Regions from separate parts of the Mus musculus genome. Here all the other regions are linked to region 1. A link is a loop called in an ENCODE intact Hi-C map of the cell type or tissue named here. Cell type or tissue: left cerebral cortex. All regions are shown on one strand.

Region 1 (8,000 bases):
CAGAGGCAATACAGGGAGACTTAGCCAAGCACTCCCAGCATTTTGCCACCTCAGTGGAGTGTCCTACACAGCAGTGGCAAAGCAAAAATTCTACCCTCATAGTCTGAGATCTGTGCTTTAGCATTAAACAGTCTGATAGTTACTCTAGTTTTTGCTATCTAGCTTGCTTTGTGATTTTTTTTTTAAATGATGGATTCCCAACTCAGAAGCAATGCTATCTTATGCCACCAGATGGTACCCCAAGCCTAAGTTGCTTCAGATCCTGGCATAATATATTTCTTAAGATGTTCCTCTCCTGAGGAAGAGGGAGAGGTAAAATTGTAAGAGCCAAAGGAGTTGAATTGAAGAGGATGGCCAGAGGAATCAACTAACCAGGGACTCAGAGGGCTCACAGAGACTGAAGCAGCAACTGTAGAACATTCACGAGTCTGTGCTGGGTCTTCTGTACATATATTCTGGTTTTTGGCTTGGTATTTGGGGGTGACTCCTGACAGTAGGAGTCATAGTGTTTCTGTTTCTTTTGCCTACCCTTGGCACCCTTTTCCTCCTGCTGGGTTATCTCCCCGTGCCTTGTTTGTGCCTGATCTTATTGTATCATTTTTTTACTGTGCTCAGTGATGTTCCTGGGAGGCCTGCTCTTTTCTGGGGGCACAGGAACAGAGAGAGGAAAACATGGAGTAGATCTGGGGGGGAGGGAATCATTAGAGGGATTCGTAAGAATGGAAGGAAGGTAAGCTGTAGTTGTGATGTATTGCATGAAGAAAGAATAAATAAATAATAACAACACACAACACACACACACACACACACACACACACAAATTGATTGGTTGTCAACCTGTGGGTAACAACCCTTTAAGAATCAATTGACCCTTTCACAGGGCTCTCCTAAGACCACTGGAAGATATATATTTCCAATGATGTCATTCCTATATCCATCTCCAGGCAGTGTATCCACATGCAGATATGGCCACATGTGAGCACAGAGCATGATGACATCATCCTACCAAACTTTTCATATATACTCCAAGAAGCTACAGGTGTGTGTGATATAATGTCATAACATTGGTGCCATGATGTACTTATATGACCCAGTCACACATGTATAAGGAGCAGCTACTATGGTGAAAACAGCAAAATTGGGGGTAAAACAATATTTTGTGAATTATAATTACTGTGTAAATGTAACATAATGTACTGTGAAATCATTAGTTACTGATAATATGTAATATATTATATATACTGATTATGTATTATATAGAAGCTGTTGTATATAGCATATATACTAATTATATATAATATAATATCATATTATATATTATAACCTGATTAGATATAGTATATGTAATATATATTAACTTTATATAGTATATATAATATATATAACTTTTTAATAGCATATATAATCAGTAACTGATGATTTTTTTTGTTATTGTTACATATATATATACATATATAGGTATATATGTACAAATCAATACACACACATATATGTATATATCATGGAAGCTTAATCTGGATGCTGATTGGTCTTTTTTTATTCTGCTGTGAATAATAAACAGGTATATAAAGCATGGTAAATTATAGGAAAATTGAAAGAAATGTATTGTCTAAAATATGCTATGTATAATCTTTTACATTAGTAAAGCTATTGCTCTATATTGTTTTTTTTTAAAGATTTATTTATTTTATTATATGTAAGTACACTGTAGCTGTCTTCAGACACACCAGAAGAGGGAGTCAGATCTCGTTACGGATGGTTGTGAGCCACCATGTGGTTGCTGGGATTTGAACTCCAGACCTTTGGAAGAGCAGTCGGGTGCTCTTACCCACTGAGCCATCTCACCAGCCCCTCTATATTGTTTTTATTAGAAAACTATCCCATGGCAGTGGATCATGAAGAGAAGGATCTTAAGAAAAGAAAATATAGTAATAACTTTTTCAGTGTGGTTTTACATCAGTAATTAGAGCAGGAACTGAGAAACAACAATGGTTCTTTTGTTTTTGTTTTTTGTTGCTCTTGTTTTTGTTGTAAAGTTCTGTCCCAAGAATCTATGAAGCTGAGCAAACTAAAACACCATTTTGATTGCAAGCATCGAAGCTTTGCCAGCAAAGATATCAACTACTTTGTAACCAAAGCTGATAGAATCAAGAAGCCAAACTTGACAACTGGTAGCAAGTATCACAAACAAAATGTCTCAGATGTGGAACCTTCATATTTCGTGGCACTGAGAATTGCCAGAGCTATGAAACCACATCTTTGATGGGGATTTACTACTGTCAGCAGCCGAAGACCTTGTTCTAGTTATGATAGAAGACAAATTCATCACACAACAGAGTACAGTTTCCTCATCTAAGAACAATGTCTACAGAAGCGTAGACGGCATGTCTCTTGTTATTCTTGATCAGGTAATCCAGAAAATTAAGTCTGCTTCACTTCTAATATTCATCTTGATGAATCTACAGATGTTGCTAATTGTTCACAATTACTGATTTACATGTGACATTTTAATGATGGCAATTTTAAAGATGGGGTTTTTGTCTTGTTTTGTTTTGTTTTTGCAAAGCTCTTGAAATATTACTCCACATGATGTATTTGATGCAGTTGGTTTGTTTCTGAAGCAGCATTAAGATCTCTTGAGAAAAGACTAGAGGTGTTAGCACAAATGGTGCTCATCTGTGCCAGGATGTCCACTTGGATTTAGGTGTTTGGTAGTGAATGTGTCACCAAAAGTGATCTGATTTCCCTTCATGATCCATTGCAAATATTAGCAATGCAGCCATTGCCACAAGAATCACAAGATGGCTTAAGGTCTGTCAGTTTTGTAATGGCCAGCACTTTAGACAGTCAACTGTTTCGCAACTATGAGTTTGTGCCAAGCAAAGCTCGGCTATTTCACATCGAAGGGAGATGGTTGTCAAGAGGACAAGTTTTAGAGGTGTTTTTTGATCTTCTCAATGAACTCAAATCTCTTCTTAATCAGAAGGCAAAACTGCAGTTTGAAGCACTTTTCAGAGATAAAAAGAGCCATCTTTGCCATCTTGTATGAGTTAAATTTATCACTGCCAGAATCAAAGGCAATGTGCCTCACTTTGACTAAAATGATATGCTCATTCCAAATAAAACTTCAGCTTTGAAAAAAGAAAAGAGAGGATGAAAATAAATCTTGCATGTTGCCTCCCACATTTGGTTCTTTTTGAGGAATACGACACAGACCAGACAAAAGGATTGTGATGATATCTTCATTGAAAGAACACTTCTACTTGCTTGCAGGTGAAATTTAATGGAACTTTCCAAATCTACCTGGCATCCCATTTGCATTTGCCTGACACCCATTGACAGTCAAAGTTGAAGATGTTCCTGAGTCAGCACAAGAGGAGTTTATTGGACTTATTAACAGTGATGTAGCAAGAGCTGAATTTTCTACAATGTCAACTACAAAAGTCTGGATCAAGCTTTTGCAGTCACACCTGCCTGAGACTGTGCTGTGCTTTCTTTTTCCATTTCCAAAGACATGTCTTGGTGAAACAGGGTGTCCATTTTGCTGATTGTCAAGTGTTGCAGAGTAGATGTGTGGAAGATGATCTTCATTGTTCTCTTTCGAATATGGACCTGAGAATTTCTGACCTGGTGAGAAAAAAGCAGTCTCAATCTTTGCAGTGGCTTTAGCTTTTCACACAAACTGCTACAAAAATCTCGCCATGTGGTTTATTGCAGTTATATTAAGACTATTACCCATGCTACACCATAATTAAAGCCAAAATTTCATTTATTTGTAATTAGCAATAAACATTTTAGATATATAATTACATATTGTTTTGCAATTAATCACTGAGTTTTAATTATATTCAGTTTATAACAATGACAATATATCCTGCATATCAGATATTTGCATTACAGTTCTTAATGTAGCAAAATTACAGTTATGAAGTTGTAACAAAAATAATCTTATCAGCATCACCACAATATAAGGAGCTGGATTAAATGGTTGTAACATTAGGAAGATTGAGAAACCACTGAATTAAAGAATCCTGGAGGGAACTTTATGGGTGTACCTGGGTGTCTGGAAAGTTACATTCAAAGCCCCTCCTGCAGAGCTAATGCAATGCATATAACCGATGGTGCAACTTTCTTTCTGATGCTTTCACAGGTGAATGTGGACAATATTCAGCCTTCTGGGTGGTCATAAGCCTTAAGCTACGTTTAGTCTAACAGATGTCAAAGCCTTAAAAACATTCAGCACTGGCCACACTTCTCATGAGCTGGTGCAGGAGAGAAGTGAAAAGACCCAGCCACAATTGATGGCTGTCATCAGGTCTTTGTGGCATATCAAAGCCCAATTACTTCTACTGCACCCTTCTGATGAAGTGCAACTTCAGTCAATGTAACAGAATCAAAGGTTTCAGAACTATAGAAAGTAGGGAGTGAAATTGACTCCTTCCTCTGCTGTTCTTTTATGCATGTGAAAATGTGTTTATGTAAAATTGCCCTATTTTAATTAAATCTTTAGATTTTGAATAAAAGGATGTCTGAAAATGAATAAATAATCCACTCCAGAAAATGAACCAGTTTAGGTTTTATTTTTCTTAAAACAGTATTTTTTTATGGCTTGGGAAAAATATGAAGTTGATAGACTATGATTATAAAACAAATGTATTAGAGAATATTAAGGTATAATAAAATGATAGGGCTGAAGATGTAGCTTAGTTGTAGAGTGCTTACCAAGCATGCAAAAGGTTGCAGATCCAAGCCTTAGTATCAAAAAGAAGTTATAAAACATGACCATTTTATATTTCTTGATCTTAGCATTATTAAAAAGATGTTTTAGATGTAACAGAATATGCTTATATAAATAATAAAGTTACTTTTCTTATTCATAAAAATTTTAACAGAAGATGTATTACTTATTCTTTTTCAAATATATATACATATATATATTTATACACACGCACACACACACACACACACACACATATATATATATATATATATCCAATTATCAATTATTTTGGACTCAAAGAATAGTTAAAAAGTTATACAGAGGATTTTCATATGTGTTAAAACAGTTTTTCTCCTAATGCTGACATATGTTGCACTGAGGGGACAAACCAGCAATAGACACATCACTACTAGTGTAATCTACACTTGCCCATACACACTAAAGTACATATCTCATACTTGTCAATATAAGCATTTATAGAAGAAAATATATGTTTCAAGAGTTATTAAATAATAAGATATAAATTTTTTTATAAATATCCTATTGCATTTTAAAGAATTTTCTACACTAATCAACAAATGTGTAATATAAGGGACAACTCAATGATCAGTTAACTCAGGAATTGTAAAGCATTCAGTTAACACACACAGGAATTCATGGAGTTCCTGGTCAAGCTATCTTGAGAGGCATGTGTCATAGGTTTTTAAGGTTAGAGACCATAGCTCCATGGGCACTGTGTACCTTTCAGTTTTCAAAAAACTGAGGTACTCCGTCAGGCAACTAAGCATTCTGGCCGCCTGTGTATCTCTGTGTTCCACTGACGTCATCGAAGTATATAGAAGTTTGGCAGAGCCATTGTTTTTAGTAAACATGTTTCAGTCCACTCTTGTGGAGACCTCTCCAATCTGTCCCAGTTTTCATTTTCACAAACCATATCAGAAGACCCTGGTGCAGTAAGGAGGTGCTGGCGCCTATAGGTGGTGCCTTCAACAGGGGCCACAAATATGGGGATTTAAGAAAAAGAAAAAAAAAAAATAAGGTGAAGCACTCCTGATTGTGGCATACACACAAATATAATAAGCGGGAGATTTAATAAATTGGAGATAAGTGTGGGATGGCACAGATAAGGAAGTGGCATTTGTTTGGAGAAGTTCTGCACAGTTTGTTGCTGGTGGAAAGACATCCCAGAGGAGCAAGCCTGAGACTAGAAGAATCCCACCAGGGACCACAAGGTATAGGCAAGAGTGCACCAAAGACATATGACCCCTACATGGGGCCATGCATATGGGATGACCATCAGTCCAGTGCCATGAGGTCCAGACAGGCAGCCACAATGAGATGATCACCAGGTCTGTGCTTCAAGGGCATGGAGGATGATGTGGCAGACCATGCCTGAGATGACCCCTATCCAGTGCCAATCACCACTTCTGAGATGACCTCAGACACTCATAGACCCAGGGTGCAACTAAGAGGGGCAAGGAAGTGGTGGAGATATGGAAGAGAAAGAGAAACAAAAGAATGAGAGGACAATGAAGAGAGGTAGAATTGTAGAGTTGGGGGTAGTGAGGAACACTATTAATGTGAGCAGCTGGTTATAACATCTGAGGCCATGGTGGAAGACTGACCTGGAGCTAAGCCTGGGTCTGTGGCCCTGCAGCAGTAGGGGGTCTGTTACCACCAAAGGGTAGGCAGAATTCCTTGTTTGGGGCTGCTGGCCAGGGACATGTTGATTTCTGAGGGCTATGCAGAACTGGCCCCAACTCTCACCTGGGTATCATGGGTAAGCTGACACAGATGAGAGAGATTCTATCCTCCCCTCTAGTCCCTTTCCACCCGCATCAGACAGGAGACCTAGCCCTGGGGTCCTATGTACAGTAGAGCTTGCCCTGCTCTTCAACAGCTGCAGCAGCACTCAGGAGAGAGAGCCATGGTTCAGGGGACAAAGGCAAGCCAGAGATGAGGATGTGAATATGGGAGATATGGCCCTACCACTTATCTGCCCTATGGGCAAAGCAGAGATGCTTCCTGACCCTTTGTCACCTGTGACAGACAGGAGAGATGGTCTTGAGGGCATCAGAGTAGAAGAGATACCCCTGCTTTTCACCTACTGTAACGCTCAGGAGAGCAGACCTTGCACTTTGCCTGGGCACATAGTAGAGCTGGCCCTGAATATGAGGGTTGCTATTGAGCTTCCGCCTCACACCTAAAGCATGACCATGGGAAGTCCAGGCCTGCCTCTTATTTACTTTGTGGTGGCATCAGCAACGGAGAGATTCCCTCCCTTCCCTTTTGCCCTTGCCACCTATGGTAGGTGGAAGAGCTGGACCCAGGATAATGAGAGTGGAAGAATAGGCCTTGTCCCTTACAAGCTGTAAAACTCCAGAGAGTGGTCCCCTCACCTCACCTGGGCAAAACACTAGAGCTGGTTCTAGTGGTATGGGGATGGATGAACCAGTCTCATGGGCATGAGAACAGGAAAGCTGTTTCTACCCCTTGCTGGCTATGACAATGGAAGGGTCCGCCTGGGCAAGGCAGGAGAGTTCAACTGTGTACTGTGAATGTGGCAGAGCTGGCAGACTGACCAACTCAATAACTCAGGCCCAGATCCAGGGCTTTAAGTTGGCCCACCCAAACTCTACTGCATCAATCAATGAACTTCTGAAGTGTGTGAAGCAGCCTGTCTTACAAATCCAAAAGGACAGGATCTCCATGACACAGGGCATCATTCAGATATTGGAGAGGAGTCCCAGTGAGGTTCCAGTGCTGATCGTGTAGCAGAAGCCAGCAGCCTCAAACCAGATCAGTGACTCCTTGCAATGACCATTTGCAAACAAAGGAGTGTAGACAAAAGGGTTTACTCTAGGATGTACTGTAACACAGTACAGCTTCCACAAGTGATTTTTGTCCTGTTGAGGGGAGGGTGCAAAGGAAGAGGAGGGAGAGAGATAAGTGGGATTAGGGTTCATAGTATGAAATTCACGAAGAACAAATAAGAACTTTTTTTTTTTAGAAGAAATTATCTACCCATTTCATTTAAGATTGTTAAGGATATTAAGCAGGCTTGTGCTTAATAAGATCCACTGCTTCTTTTACGTCATCTTTCCTTGATTCTGTCCCTGAAAATGTTTTTGTTCCCTCTGATTGGAAGATCTTAGCAAATGCTAACTGAGGGGTTGGGGCATTTACTGTGGAGGGCTGGTTATTCAGAATCATGTCAAAATCAAGCTACTAGAATCAGTAAAATAATGTGCCTACAACTCTTGAAATGTGAGAAGGCATG
Region 2 (8,000 bases), 72 kb after region 1:
CTCCATTTATCCATTTCCTTTTTAAATTTTTTGCTTATTTCATGTATGTGATGTTTTGTGGTATGCATATCTATGTACCTTATGTGTTCTTAGTGCCAAGGTAACAGATGATTATAAGGTGGTCCTGTGAAGAAGAGGCAATGTGTTTAATTGCTGAGCCATCTCCATAGGCCACCATGTATGTATGTATGTATGTATGCATGTACACACACACAAACACACACACGCACACACATAGTGTTTTCTTGATAATAGATATTCTTAGGAGCATGGGATAGACTCTCAGTACAATTTCAATTTGTATTTCTGCAAAAACTAAAGAAGCTGAACACAGTTTAAAGCATGACCAATTGTATTTCTTCTTCTGAGAGTCCTCAGTTCAACTGTTTAGCCCCATTTTTGGGCTAGGTTGTTTGTTTGTTTGTTTGTTTGTTTGTTTTTCTTGATGAGTTCTTGAGTTCTTTCTATATTCTAGAAATGAATCCTATCTCAGATGTATAGCTGACAAATATTGTAGGGACTTGAGCTTCTATCTTTTCACATTTCCTAGGCTCTTGTGGTGTTCTTGTTTGCACCCCATTGCTTAAATAAACACAATGTCCAAAAGCAACCTGGGGAGGAAGGGCATTATTTGGCTTACACTTCCATGTCACAATCAGCCACTGAGAGCAATCAAAGGAGCTCAAGCAGAAACTGAAATCAAAACTGTGGAGAAAAGCTGCGGACTGGCCAGCTTTCTCCTACACTCGCAGAGACAGCTTTCTTACACAACTCAGACTGACCCGCCGAGGACAGAACTTCCCACATAGGTTAGGCCCTTCACAGCAATCAACAATCAAGAAAATGCCCTCGTGGACATTCCCACGGTCCAACCCAAGTCAGCCAAGGCTGTTTCTCAAATGAGGTTCTCTCGATAATTTCAGACCAGCTGTGTCAAGCTGACAGCTGAAGCTAATTACGAGACATGGAAAGCTCTGCCCCACCCAGATCTTAGAAGTCCATTGGCTTTCTCAATGTTTTTCATTAACCTCTTTGACTTTTTGGTAATTATTTTGGTGACTGGGCTGATTTTGAGTGACTTTTAAAGAATTACATTGAAAAAAAAAAAAAGAAAACTCTAGAAGCTCAAAGGTAAATGTGTTACACCAGTGCTAGCCTGATAGTTGCCCATGGGATAGTAGGTCAGATCTGGATGTGGTCTCTGGGCCAGGTTGGGGCATGAGCAGATGCACTTGAGGATGAGAATACAGGTGTGGCTGAGAAAGCTATGAGGGATGTGTATCTCATTATATAATCCAATATTTAGCAAGGAAGACAGATAAGTCACATCAATTGCCCTTAAATACCTAAAATATTATCACGAACAAGAGAGTGGCAATTCAGTTGCTAAAATGAAAGCAAAATTTTCATAGGAAGGCAGAACACGAAATAACACAAATAAAAGCTTCATCTTTTACTTGATCTTCATCTTTTACAGGTTGGTCTTTCATTTATATATGACCACCTCTAATACCTGATAAATATGAACCCTTAAGTATGTGCACCATGTGGTGGGGACACTCATGTACGATGATGGCTAACTTTTGTAGTACTGTTTCCTGCTTCTCAGCTGGGGAGGTCTTGGGTGCACCAGCACACCATGGGTAACTGGGTATCACTGGTATAAGGCCTGGGGTGGGGAGTCAGGAACAGGAGGTCCAAGGTCTGCCTTTCCCCCTAAGGTGAGCAGAATCTGGTCAGAGTAGTGGAGAGTGCCAAGAGTAGCAGAGGGTCTGGAGGGGAGAAAGCTTTCCTCAGCAGTCTTAGGACAGCTCTTTAGTTGAAGGCCTCTGAGATGATCCTTGCTGTTCATACTGGTGTATTTGATGGAGGATGTAAATGTATACACTTTATTTGGGGTGAGCCATGGATTATACATCTTGCTTAAGTAAGGAATGCCCAGGAAGGGAAACTCATTGGCTGAAGTCTCCTGGGGCTACCTAGATACCTCATTAGCATGAAGAAGAACTCCAGGTGTTAGTTTACCTGACTGAGTGCCCAGAGTGCTCTCAGTGGGGTGTTGTGGTTACATTCCAGAACAGGTACAGAGACAGGTAGGGAGTGGCTCCACTCCTTTCAGCCTGAGATCTCTGAGATTCCCAGCATCTGAGCTCACTCAACCTCAGCAGCTCTAGTGTCTGCCTGGTACAGGGCCCCAGATTCCCAGGGTCTGAGCTCACTTAACCTCTACCAGCCAGCTCTTATGTGTGGCTGGTAACATGGCCCCCCAGCCCTACAAATTTTTATTTTCTTCATAAGTTTTTAAAACTTCCAAACTTTATAGAATAGTTATTTATTAGTTTAAAATAGAAAAATTAAGTGTGAAATGGCTCCCAACATTAGCCCTATAGCTCCTTCAATGTGATGATTTCTGCCTATTTTCCCCTACTGCTAGACTCTTGGCTCAGACCTGTTATCTTGAGTCCTTGATCCTGTCTGACACTTCCTGGGATTGACATCAACTTTTGTCCTTCAGCTGCACTCATTCCTTACAGTGTATATCTGATGGGGGTTAACATTTCGTTATTCCTTTTCTTGGCAGGGTCTCACTGTATATCCATGGCTGGCCTCAAACTGGCTACAGAGACCAGGATGGTCTCAAGCTCACAGAGATTCACCTGCCTCATTCTCTAGAGTGCTGTGATTGAAGACTTGCACCACCATGCTAGTTTTTAATTCTTTCCGTCTGTCTGTCTTTCTTATAGCTGGAATATCATTTATAGTGTGTCTTTCATTCTGATAATACTCTGGAGTCACAGTGTACCTGACTCTTATTGTAAGAGACAGAGAATCATCACCTGGAATGTGGATCAATTGGAGAAGGAGCTGCTCACAAAGGAAATGGAGTAGTCATAAAGGGGTTTTGGATAAGTAGAGAGGGGCTAACATTTCTATACAAGCTGACAGAGAGATTCAGAGGTCTCTATTTGTGACACGTGTAGTAGAGACACCACTCCTACCTTAGAGAAGGGGAGAAAATGAATGAGGAATGAATAAAGGGCCTGCCTTCAACCCCAGGAAGATAACCATTTTTTTGGCAATGCAACTATGAATTTTATTCTTAGTAAGGAAGATATATAACATTTTAAGTACCTTTTTTTCTTTTACTGAAAATGAAACACTTTCCTTTCTCACAAAATATATCCTGATTATGGTTTCCCCTCCTTCTATTCCTCCAAGTTCATCTCCACCTCCCCTTCTACCCAGATACAATTTCTTTACCCCTCTCTTTATAAAAGAACATGCTTTTAAAAATAATAAACGAAATATAATAAAAGAAAACCAACAGAAGGAAATAAGCTTAAGAGAAAAAATCAGAGACTCAGTCACTCACACACTCAGAATTCCCATAAAAACATTAAACTGAAAGTACACGCACACACACACACACACACACGCCACAGGAAGTCTATGTAATTGTTTCTGTCTATTGCAAAAAGAAGCTTCTGTGATGATGACTAAAAACCACACTGATCTGAGTATAGAAGAATATCATTAGAAGTCATTTTATCACTATGAAGAACAACCATTTCTTTCCATAATTCTTTTATTGATATTATATCTGTAGTAAAAAAATACTAAAAATATTAAAATCCTGGCATGGGGTTACCACTCACCTTTAACCATTTATGTTTTAAGAGGAAAGCACGCACACACAACCTTTATATTTTTAGCTATACCTTAGACATCACAATAGCTGGGCAGCTTGCCTACCTTCCATGCTGCTAGAATCTTTCTTCCCATCAATGATCCCAAGCCATCACTCACTGTTTACTATGTTCAATCTGGGCTGCTCTTAGTTCGAATTGGCCAGACCACATGGCCACATTTTCTTTACTATCCCTCCTGGTCACTCTTCCATGACAGCTTCTTTCCTCTTTTCTCCCCTCCTTATGGTCTCTTCTCTCTAAACCTGACAAAAACCTTCTCCCCACCTATGTTGGCTGATGTTATATTTATTCACCAATCAGAATTAACTTGGAGGAAGGGTCCTAGGGACTATATGCAGACTCTAGGTTTTGGGGACCCACACTTAGCATTACAATAAACAGTAAAAAACAAAACCTCAACAACATTGCATTCTGCTCTGTCCTTTCTCTCTTTCCAATCCTACCCTTACAAGTCTCAGTTCCCATTACCCCTTCCCCTTATCCTCAGAGAGGTAGAAGGCCCCCTTCGGTACTGCCCTACCCTGGGACATCTAATCTCAGCAGGTCTAAATACCTCCTTTCCCACTGAGGTCAATTCAGGCAATCCAGGTATGGAGAGGAAGTCCAATGACAGGCAACAGAGTCACAGGCAGTGTTAGTGAACACATGCTGTGAAATAATTAATCACAACCCAGGGTTTCTACCCCACCTTTCACCAGATAAAACTCATACACAAGTTTTATATTTACAATAAGCCTTAATCAGAACTAGAGCTAGGCAGATAGCTACCCTCTATGCTATTAAAATCCATTTCCTATTGATAACACCACATTATTACTTACCATGTTTCATCTGGGCTGCTCTTAACTCTCAACTGGCCAGTCCTCTGTGCCATGCTTTCTCAACTCCTAACCAATGGCATCTTACTCCTCACTTCACTTTCTTCTCCCCATCATGGTCTCCTCCAACCCCAAGGCTGGAAAGACCAAGCCTGGGAGCACCAAGCCCCACCTATCTCAATTCTGCCCAGCTATAGGCTGTCGGCATCTTTATTTACCAATCAGAAGTGAGTTTAGGGCAAGGACGTATAGTGTCACTTGGGACTACATGTGGACTCTCTATTCTCTGGGCAACCAGGTATAGGGGACGCAGACAATTAGCATTACAATACATAGAAAAAGAACAACTCTCAACAGACACATATGAAAACCATGCTGTATATCTGCTACAAATACTTGGGATACCTATGTTCAGTTGCTACATGCTTTTTGGTTAGTGGTTCAGTCTCGGTGAGCCCATGTGGGCCTAGGCTATTCAACTCTGTAGGTCTTCTTGTGGTGTCCTTGACCCCTCCAGCACAATCAATTCTACCCCCGACTCTTCCAGAAGAATCCCTGAGCTCCATATGACGTTCTGCAATGGTTCTCTGCATCTGTTTCTATCCACTGCTGGATGAAGAGACAGTTATACTACATACCAGCCCCAGTCTCTGATCCATCCATCCTTATCTCTGTGCATCTTGTAGGAAGAATAAAATTAGGGTTGAAGGTTTTATGGGTGAGTTGATGTCCCATTCCTTCCTGCCTGGTTACAGGAGGTAGCAACTTCAGTCTCTATATCTCCTGCTGGTAGAAACCTTAGCTAAGATCACCACCATCCCAGTGCTCCAGCTAGTTCTAAAGATGCCCCTCACTGATTTCCATTCTCTCTCCCAATCTGGAGGATGCTGTTTTGTCCTATTGATGACCCTGTTTGAGCACGCGTGCACACACACACACACACACACACACACACACACACACACAAACCTGATCACCATCCCCATACTCACCCTAACTGCCACTCAGTTCCTTCTTTCCATACACCTCTGGTGACTATTTTGTTTCCCCTTCTGAGTGAGATTCACACAACCTCTCCCTTAGGCCCTCCTTACAACCCAGTTTCTGTGGGTATGTGGGTCGTAGCATAATGGAATTATCCTGCGCATTATGGCTAATATCCAATTATGAGAAAGTAGATACAATGTTTCTTTCTGGATCTGTGTTACCTCACTCTGGATGATAGATAGTCTCCAGTTCCATCCATTTGACTTCAAATTTCATGATGTCTTTGTTTTTAATAGCCAGGTAGTATTCTATTGTGTAGAGGTATCACATATTCTTTATCCATTCTTCATTTGAGGGACATCTATGTTGTTTCCAGTTTCTGGCTATTATAAATAAAGCTGCTATGAACATAGTTGATCAAGTGTCCCTGTGGCATAGTTGAGCAACTATTGTGTATATCCCTAGAAGTAGTATAGCTGGTCTTGAGGTTGAACCAATCCAAATTTTCTTAGAAACCACCAAATTGAGTTCCAAAGTGGTTGTACAAGTTTCCACTCCCATAAGCAATGGAGGAATGTTCCCCTTGCTCCACATCCTCACCTGTATATGTGGTCTCTTGAGTTTTTGATCTTAGCCATTTATTTTATTTTATTTTATTTTATTTATTTTATTTTATTTTATTGGTTTTCAAGACAGGGTTTCTCTGTGTAGCCCTGGCTCTCCTGGAACTCACTCTGTAGACCAGCCTAGCCTCGAACTCAGAAATCTTCCTACCTCTGCCTCCTGAGTGCTGGGATTAAAGGCGTGTGCTACCATTGACCGGCTGATCTTAGCCATTCTTATCAGTGTAAGGTGGAATCTCAGAGTTGTTTTGATTTGCATTTCCTTGATGAATAAGGATGTTGAGCACTTTAAGTGCTTCTAGGACATTTGAGATTCTTCAGTTGAGAATTCTTTTTAGCTCTGGGCCCCCTTTTTAAATATTGGGATATTTGATTTGTTGGTATCTAACTCTTGAGTTCTTTATACATTGTGGACATTAGCCCTCTTTTGGATATAGGGTTGGTGAAGATCTTTTCCCAATCTATAGGCTGCTGTTTTTTCCTTCACGTTCATGAGGTCTCATTTATCAATTGGTGATCTTAGTGCCTGAGCTATTGATGTTCTATTCAGGAAGTTGCCTCCTGCAACAATGTGTTCAAGGCTATTCTACAGTTTATCTTCTATCAGATTTAATGTATTCTGTTTTATGTTGAGGTCTTTGATGTACTTGGGCTTAGGGTTTGTGTGGGGTGATAAATATGGGTCTATTTGCGTTCTTCTACATGCAGACACCCACTTAGACCAGCACTAGTTGTTGAAGGTGTTGTTGTTGTTATTGAATGTTTTAATGTTGCCAGGTGCTTGGCTTATCTGTATGTAAGTATGGTCTCTATAAGTAAGACTAAAAATCTTATTGGTTTACTGAGTTGGACTTTGTTGGTATGTACACTTTAGTCTGTTGTTGGTCTTCCAGAAACAGTGTCAAAGACAGACGATAAGGCCCTATTGTTGAAAACACTACATACTTCAGGCATAAATCACAGCGAAACCAAGCTGCTGTTGAGCTGGAGTTTTTATTCCTACTGGCTAGTTTTCATAGTGCTGGAAGGTGTAAGGCAAGCTACTGGAGTAGAAGAATCATCAGCTACACTCAGCTGTTACTTCTTCAAGCTATTCTAGTGACTGATCTGATACCTGCCCACTGTTCAACAGCAGACAAAACAAAATGTGAGAGAACAATTTTTGATTGGATTTAAAGTCTCCCTCCACAGGATGAAACCCGTACCTGGCACCATTATTGGTGCCAGAATCTATTCCTAGAGAAGTCATAGACCCTAAGGGATCATATACTACTATTAGGCTGCTAAGTAGATATAGATTAAATTGACCCATAGAGACTAATTTTTGTACCCACAGATAAACGCATCTCTCACTCATCACCTGAAAAGCTTCTATCAATAGTTCATGGTGATTACCCAGAGACCCACAGCTTGGCAAGAGTATAAGAGGCTGGAATACTCAGCCCCAAATGGAACATAAATACCACACCACCATTCCCAATGGGACCATTCTGGAAAAGAAGGCAAAAGTGTAATCTAGCCAAGAGCAGTGAATGACTACGAAGATTCACCATTTTCCAGACACAGCAGGGCAGCTGCACATAGGAATTCACAAAATTTCTCACAACATTCACAGAGCACATGTAAAAGCAGGGCAGACCAAATCCCAGGACGGAGGGGAGGATTCAACGTCCAATCCCAGAGCACATCTCACTTGTTCATTACTAGGAAAGGGAAAGAAATCTTTCTTTGAGAGCATTATCAGACCATGCTTTAGTGGAAGACTGCACATACAGGAATATCTGGGCAGCATATATTGGTCTGGCAGAGTTAAAAGCAGATCATAATGTTGAGGCTAAAAAAGGAATATTCTGGGCAAACAT
Region 3 (8,000 bases), 660 kb after region 1:
ACCTAGGCTGAGACCTCAAACACCCTGTAAAAAGCCAGGAACAGTAGTGCATACCTGTAACCCAAGTGATGGGGAGGTAGAAACAGGAGGAGTTCTGAGACTTCTTGGCTGACTGGTTTAGCTGAATCAGTGAGTTCCTAGTTCAGCAAGAGACTGCCTCAAAAGCTAAGGGGAAGAGTTACTGAGAATAACATTGACACAGACCTCTGTTCTACACAAACATGCGCATACATGCATATACATGCACACAAAAATATTGTACACTCACGTTCATGTGCATATATATGCAAGTACACAAATACGTACACATATATACAAACTTTTTAAAAAGAAGACTAGCACCCTTTCCTAAGAACAACTCTCTATGTTAAAAGCATCCTGGACATTGACAAAAACTCTAAATGGGGACAATGACAAATTGAGTACCAAAGAGACAAATCAGACTCTCAGAGAACAGGAGTTTAAAAGAATCCTAACAGCTCATAAAAATGAAAAGGCATTAGCTCTGAGGGAAAGTACCTGGTCTATTTTATATTCTGTGTTGTGATCATGTCCTAACAAAATAGAGATTCACTTAGTATTTGCTGACCTCAATGAATTAAATTAAATGTAATCAACACCTCGATTGCCTTCTTTTCCCTCTCGTCTGACAATATCTTCAGTTTTATATAAAAGTGCATATTTACTCAATTCTCAGTTGATGCCTCCTGTGGAGGACATTGTCCCCAGCCCAACAAAGAGCACACAAGACAAAGATAGAAGCCAACCACTAGCTAGTCTCCCTGTGGTCCCATCATTGGTTCACTGGGGGATTTTTCCATTCAATAAACACCTACTGAGCACTTAATTTGCTGTCAGACACTGATATGGGCACTGGAGATGCTGCACACAACAGAAAGGTTAAGGTTTCTAGCCTCACAGGAAGCAGTGGGGTAGGGAGGACACATAAAATGTATTCATGCATACATCTTTATATATTTCCTCATAGATGGACACAAGTATGCAATATATATATATATATATATATATATATATATATATATATATATGTAGGTATATATATATATATATATATATGTAGGTATATATATATATATATATATATATATATATGTGCATGTGTGGCTATAATGTAGGGAGAATGGAAAGAGGAAAAAAAAGACGTGAAGCAATTTTGAAATTCGTTCAAGTGACCACAAGAGTGACCACAGAATTCAGATAAAGAATTAAAATTACACTTACAAAATTACACTTACAAAAATTAATGTGACAAACTAGGGAAACAGCCCAGTGGGGCCATGTACTTGAGTTTGGCTACCTAGCACCCACATAAATACAGGTGTGGCTGTACTCTGCTGAGTGAGTCAAAGACAGATGAATACATCCCTGTCCAGGCATGCTAGCCAATCAGTGAGCAGTGGGTTCAACAAAAGAACACATCTCAAAAACAGAGAGAGGAAGAGGGAGAGAGAAAGACAGAGAGAAAGGGAGAGAGAGAGAGGGAGGGAGAGAGATGCCTTTGACCTCTGACCTCATCATCAATGCACAAAACCATACCCACATGCAGAGAGAAGAAGACTAATGTGAGGAAATATGCTTGTGCATCTTGCGAGTAAAATCTATTGTAGAAAGTGATGAGTACAGAGTGAGCATCAGGTAGATAATGCTGTTCTATTCAGATAAAGGGAAATGGGGAAAGGAGCAAGCATGTGTGAAAGACTGTGAATTCAATGTGGCTTCCAGTCCACAGAGATGCTAAGCATAGTTGGAGATCCACGAGGAGCCTGGAAGATAGATACTAGAGAGTTATCAGCAAGGAGCTAGTAATGGAAATCTGGGAATTGGATCATCACAAAAGGTCCCAGTAGTTTAATCGCCAAAGTATAGAAGAAACTCCTGCTACTCAATAGTTATAAACTGATTTTAATGTATTAATGACTTGAATAGAGATTTCTCCAAAGAAGACATGCAGATGGCAACAGATATATAAAAAGTGTTTGACATCACTAATCATACAGGAAGTGCTAGTCAGAGCCACAATGAAAGATATTTGCAAAACTGGTGAAATACTTGCTATCAAAAAGTCCAAAGATAACAAATAGTAGCAAATAAGTAGAAAAATTGGAAGCCATGTTCATGGCTGGTGAGAATGTAAGGTTGTTTTGCCACATGAAAACCATTAAAGGCATGTCAAGAAGTAAAAATCAGAACTGCAATCTGACCTAGCAATCCCACTTCTGTGTATAGATCAAAAAATTGAAAAGACGTCATGACTCCAGTGTTTATTGCAAGGTGTGGGGACAACTTAAAAGCCAGTGGAGCAAAACAGGCGCAATACAATAAATACAATCCATACAATAAAAAAATTGATTTAGTGGAAGTAGCTAAAGCCCCCCTACCAGATGGAATCCATGGCTGGTACTGTGGTCAGGACCAAGAATCTGTGGCTAACTAGATTATAAGTCCTAAGGGAGAACTTGTTACTTCTTTTGTCCTGCTAAATAAAAATAGTTGAAAGTCAACTTCTGATGACTTCATGTTAGGCCCAGATTGTACATCTCTCATTATTCATTGGTGAAGCCTTTTATTTCCACAGTATAACGTGATTAACACAGAGTCACCACTGACCAAGGTGAGGAGAATAAGAGACTGCAGAATCTTCAGCCCTAACTGTGACCTCTGTATCACAGCTTAGGGGTCATTGTGTAGGGAGCAGAAAGACTTTAAGGGCCAGAGGTTGTAGATAATTAGAAATAAACAGTACTCTCTCAACACAATAAGGTAGTAACACAAGAGAACACACAGCAGCTGTGACAGCATGCGCAAGATCGTCAGTCAAAATCCCAGCATGGAGGGAAAGAGAGGTAATCACTAAGTCCCCTTAACTGAAGACCTATTGACCTTGAAGGAGAGATGGTTTTATTTAAGGATATGACATTCACCCACACCCCTTTTAAGTCATCCATGCTCCAATGGATGGCTCCATACACAAGAATATATGGAAAGTAAACACCGGACTCAATGTTTTAGAGGGTTGGGGTCTTATTTGTTGGTTTTAAGAGGACATGTGGGTGGGGATCTGGAAGGAGATAAGGGAGGAGTGAGGGGTGAATATCATCAAAATACATTGTATTAATTTCTCAAAGAGCAGGGCGGGGCGCTTCTTTAATTCCCGCACTTGGGAGACAGAGGCAGGCCGGTCTCTATTAGTTAAAGATCAGCCTGGTCCACAGAGCAAGTTGCTTCAAAGAAAAAAAAAAACTAAAGAGATGATAATAATAAAACTTAAGATCCTCTCAGCATTTTAAAAGAAATAAAGTTTATAGTACCAATATCACAGATGAAATGGCAAAAAGTGGAAAGTGGCCTAAATCAGCCCAGAAAGACAAATACAGTGAGTGGGAGTTATCATTTGCAGTGTCTAAAATAGTCAAATTTAAGGCATCCACATATGTGCTTCAAAATGTTGCACAGTGCCTCAAAAGTACATTTAATTTTCATGCATGAATTGAAAAGAAATATCATCATTGTCAATATCATGGGATCTTGGGTGGTTTTTGACAGTTGAGGGTGAGAAGGAAAATGATAAACTAGTTATCCACAGGCATGAAAAGTCGGTTAAGAAAAATGGATTGGTTTGATAGGTCCACTGCGTAGCTCTGTACCTACAGTCATCAGCTCTCTACTGTTGCACACTTTACAACGTTTGACGACAGAGCTCATGTAAGCACTCACACCATGATTAGAACAATAGATGAAGTGCCTAATATGAAACTGGAAGACATGCTATCATTTAAGAAAAGGAGATGCACTGTGTGTTTTTCACTTGAAAAAAAATGTCCTCAGCAATGCAGGCAGAAAAGGTCGAAGGCACTTCTAGAGCTGACAGATCTTCAAAGGATTGATTACAACTGAGCATTTGAGACAGTGGGCAGCCCATCCATAGCATGATGAATGTCGCCATCTAGTGGAACATGAGATGAGCAGCTGGCAGATGACCATTAGTCTTCATACACATTGCCCTTGGGCTGTAACAACCTTAGGGGGTTGGCTCTATGTGGAGAAAAAAGGCCACAGAGACAATTTCACAAGTTCTGCGGTTTCTCAAACAGTAAACCTTGAGTAACACTCAAGTCCCTCCGGGGCCTTGGAAAGGCTGCAAACCAGAGGCATTCAGAACAGGACTTACCACAGCCTGGGGTGGCAGGCTCCCTGCCTGTTTCATGAGTTCTGGGCATCTGTGGCTCAGAGTCCTCCTGTAATGACTAATTAATGGTCCTCAACCTTATACTGGGTTCTTCACTTATTCATCCCTAGTAGTTCAACAAACATATGAAAGCAACCCTTTCTTTTGTGTCAGGAGCGAGGTAACCGCTTACAACAAAGAACCCACATTAGACAAAACAACAGAAGCCATTACAGTACAAGAAGAGACTATTTAAAAGTTCCATGGATAGGTCCATTTCAGGGTTCACAGATAGCTCTAGTTAAGCCAGATGGGTCACAAAACAAAATGAAGTCGTGAGCCTGCTGAAGTGACAAGTAAGGATGAAGGGGTGTGGTCGGTAGGAATGGTAAAGAGCAACAGTGACGTAATCAGATAGAATGTAATCAGAATACTTTATGTCCCCGTGTGGAATTCTCAAACAAAAACAGTAACAAACCAGTTTCTGTCTGCACCAGACCTGATCCTGTGCTCTCTAAACCCAAGTAGCAACAAGAGAGAGCTGGTCTCCCAGGAGTGCTGACATACCCTGAGTACAGGGAAGATCACCAATTCTGCTCAAATTCTTGGCCAAAGAGGGACCCAGCCAGAGCCATCCGGACACAGGAACAAAGGAACAGGAAGAAACAATCACTTTTCCTTAATATTTTTTGTCATCAATGGACTTGATTCCCAATACAAAGACATAGACTAACAGACTGGATATGTAAACAGGACCCAGCACTTTGCTGCATGCAGAAAAAAGGCACCTCAGTGTCAAAGACAGGCACTACCTCAGAGTAAAAGGCTGAAAAGCAATTTTTCCAAGCATATGATCCCAACAAACAAGATGGAGTAGCCATTCTAATATCGATTATAATCAACTTTCAACCAAAAGTTATTTTAAAGAGATAAGGAAGGACACTTCATACTCATCAAAGGAAAAATCTACCAAGAAGAACTCTAAATTCTCTGCTCCAAATGCAAAGACACCCACATTCATAAAAGAAACTTTACTAAAGCTCAAAGCACACATTACGCCTCACACAATAATAGTGGGAGACTTCAACAACCGACTCTCAACAATAGACAGATTGTGGAAACAGAAACTAAACAGAGACAAGGTGAAACTAACAGAAGTTACGGACCAAATGGATTTAACATATATCTATAGAACATTTCATCCTAAAACAAAAGAATATACCTTCTTCTCAGCACTTCAACGTACCTTCTCCAAACCTGACCAAAAAAATGGTCACAAAACAGGCCTCAACAGATACAAGAACATTGAAATAATGCTTTTTTGTGACTCATCAAGGTAGGCTATGTTTACTATCCACTTGTACAACCAATTAAGGGGGATATAGGAATTAGTAGATGCTAGCAACAGTAAGAGACACAACTAGTTATCAGCTACAAAGTTGTGTGCCCTGTGTACTACAGTTCCACTCTTCTTTCATATTCATATCAGCCATTCTCTTGTTCCCAGCAGATACCAGGTACCAAAGTAAAATCAGAATCAGATAAATGATCTAAACAGTCCCATAACCCATAAATAAATAGAAGCAATCATTAATAGTTTCTCGACCAAAAAAAAAAAAAAAGCAGCTCAGGACCAGATGGGTTAAATACAGAGTTCTATCAGACCATCAAAGAAGACCTAATACCAATACTCTTGAAACTATTCCACAAATTAGGATCAGAAGGAACTCTACCTAATTCTTTCTATGAAGCCACAGTTATGCTGATACCTAAACCACACAAAGAACCAAGAAAGAAAGAGAACTTCAGATCAATTCTATTTCCCTTATGAATATTGATGCAAAAATACTCAAAAAAATTCTCCCAAACCAAATCCAAGAGCATATCGAAATGATCATCCATCACGATCAAGTAAGCTTCATCCCAGGGATGCAGGGATGATTTAATATATGGAAATCCATCAACATAATCCACTACATGAACAAACTCAAAGAAAAAAACACATGATCATTTATTAGATTTTAAAGGCATTTGTCAAAATTCAACATACCTTCGTGTTAAAAGACTTGGAAAGATTAGGAATTAAGGCCCATAACTAACCATAGTAAAAACAATATACAGCAAACCAGTAACCGATATCAAACTAAATGGAGAGAAACTTGAAGCAATCCAACTAAACTCAGGGCCTAGACAAAGCTGCCTACTCTCTCCCTATCTATTCAATATAGTACTCAAAGTTCTAGCCAGAGCAATTAGACAACAGAAGAAAGTCAAAGAAATACAAATCAGAAAGAAAGAAATCAAAATATCACTATTTGCAGATGATGTGTTAGAATACTTAAGTTACCCCAAAAATTCCACCAGAGAATTCCTAAACCTGATAAACAACTTCAGCCAAGTGGCTGGATATAAAATCAACTTAAACAAATCAGTAGCCTTCCTATACGCAAAGGATAAACGGGCTGAGAAGAAAATTAGGGAAATGACACTCTTCACAAAAGTCACAAACAATATAAAATATTTTGGTGTAACTCTAACCAAACAAGTGAAAGATGTCTACAACAAGAACTTCAAGTCTCTAAAGAAAAAAATCTAAGACCTCAGAAGATGGAAAGATCACTTATGCTGGTGAATTGGCAGGATTAATATAATAAAAATGGCCATCATGAAGAAAGGAATCTACAGGTTCAATGAAATCCCCATCAGACTTACAACTCAATTCTTCATAGAGTTAGAAAGAGCAATTCTCAAACTCATTTGGAATAACAAACAACCCAGGACAGCGAAAAGTATTCTCAACAATAAAAGAACTTCTTGGGCCATCAGCATCCCTGACCTCAAACTGATTTACAGAGCAATAGTGGTAAAAAAAAAATGCATGGTATTGGTACAGAGACAGTCAGGTAGATCAATGGAATATAATTAAAGACCCAGAAACGAATCCACACATATACCTATGGTCACTTGATCTTTGACAAAGGAGCTAAAACCACCTGGAGGAAAAAAAAGACAACATTTTCAAAAATGATGCTGATTCAACATGTAGAAGAATGCAAATTGATCCACTCTTACCTACCTGTACAAAGTCCAAGTTCAAGTAGATCAAGGACCTCCACATAAAACCAGACACACTGAATCGAATAGAAGAGAAAGTGGGGAAGAGCCTCGAACACATGGGCACAGGGGAAAGTTTCTGACCAGAACACCAGTGGCTTATGCTCTAAGATCAAGAATCGACAAATGGGACCTAATAAAATTGCAAAACTTCTGTAAGCCAAAGGACACTGCCAACAGGAAAATAGGCAACTAACAGACTGGGAAAAGATATTTACCAATCCTACATCCAATAGAGGACTAATACCCAATATATACAAAAACTCAAGAAGTTAGAGTCCAGAGAACCAAATAACCCTATTTAAAAATGGGGAACAGAGCTAAACAGAGAATTCTCAACAGAGGAAACCCAAATGGCCAGGAATCACCTAAAGAAATACTCAACATCCTTAGTCATCAGGAAAATGCAAATCAAAACAATTCTGAGATTCTATGTCACATCAGTCAGAATGGCTAAGATGAAAAACTCAGGTGATAGCAGATGCTGGTAAGGATGTAGAGAAAGAGGAACACTCCTCCATTGTTGGTAGGATTGCAAAGTGGTACAAACACTCTGGAAATCAGTCTGGTGGTTCCTCAGAAAATTGAACATAGAACTACCTGAGGACCCAGCTATACCACTCCTGGGCATATAGCCAGAAGATGCTCCAACATGTAATAAGGACACATGCTCCACTATGTTCATATCAGCCATATTAAT

Evidence for each region. Peaks named below come from ENCODE experiments on the same cell type or tissue, not always from the same donor. Only the 100,000 strongest peaks of a DNase experiment are listed, where the experiment ranks them.
Region 2: a loop joins it to region 1, with 2.3 times the contacts of the local background. A loop is called at or near these places in 4 of 42 quality-filtered maps.
Region 3: a loop joins it to region 1, with 5 times the contacts of the local background. A loop is called at or near these places in 2 of 42 quality-filtered maps.

Annotation. Positions count from the first base shown.
Region 1 is chr1:107,554,550-107,562,549 of GRCm38, reverse strand. It overlaps a transcript of Serpinb10 not described here and the pseudogene Gm18249. Among named protein-coding and RNA genes, the nearest start is that of Serpinb10, 30 kb to the right of the region's middle. In left cerebral cortex, a CTCF peak has its summit at 228 (motif pointing right); DNase peaks (open chromatin) are centred at 242 and 3,185.
Region 2 is chr1:107,482,571-107,490,570 of GRCm38, reverse strand. No RefSeq gene overlaps it. Among named protein-coding and RNA genes, the nearest start is that of Serpinb2, 25 kb to the left of the region's middle. In left cerebral cortex, no CTCF peak of the experiment used is centred here; no DNase peak of the experiment used is centred here.
Region 3 is chr1:106,897,631-106,905,630 of GRCm38, reverse strand. No RefSeq gene overlaps it. Among named protein-coding and RNA genes, the nearest start is that of Serpinb12, 37 kb to the left of the region's middle. In left cerebral cortex, a CTCF peak has its summit at 3,972 (motif pointing left); a DNase peak (open chromatin) is centred at 3,980.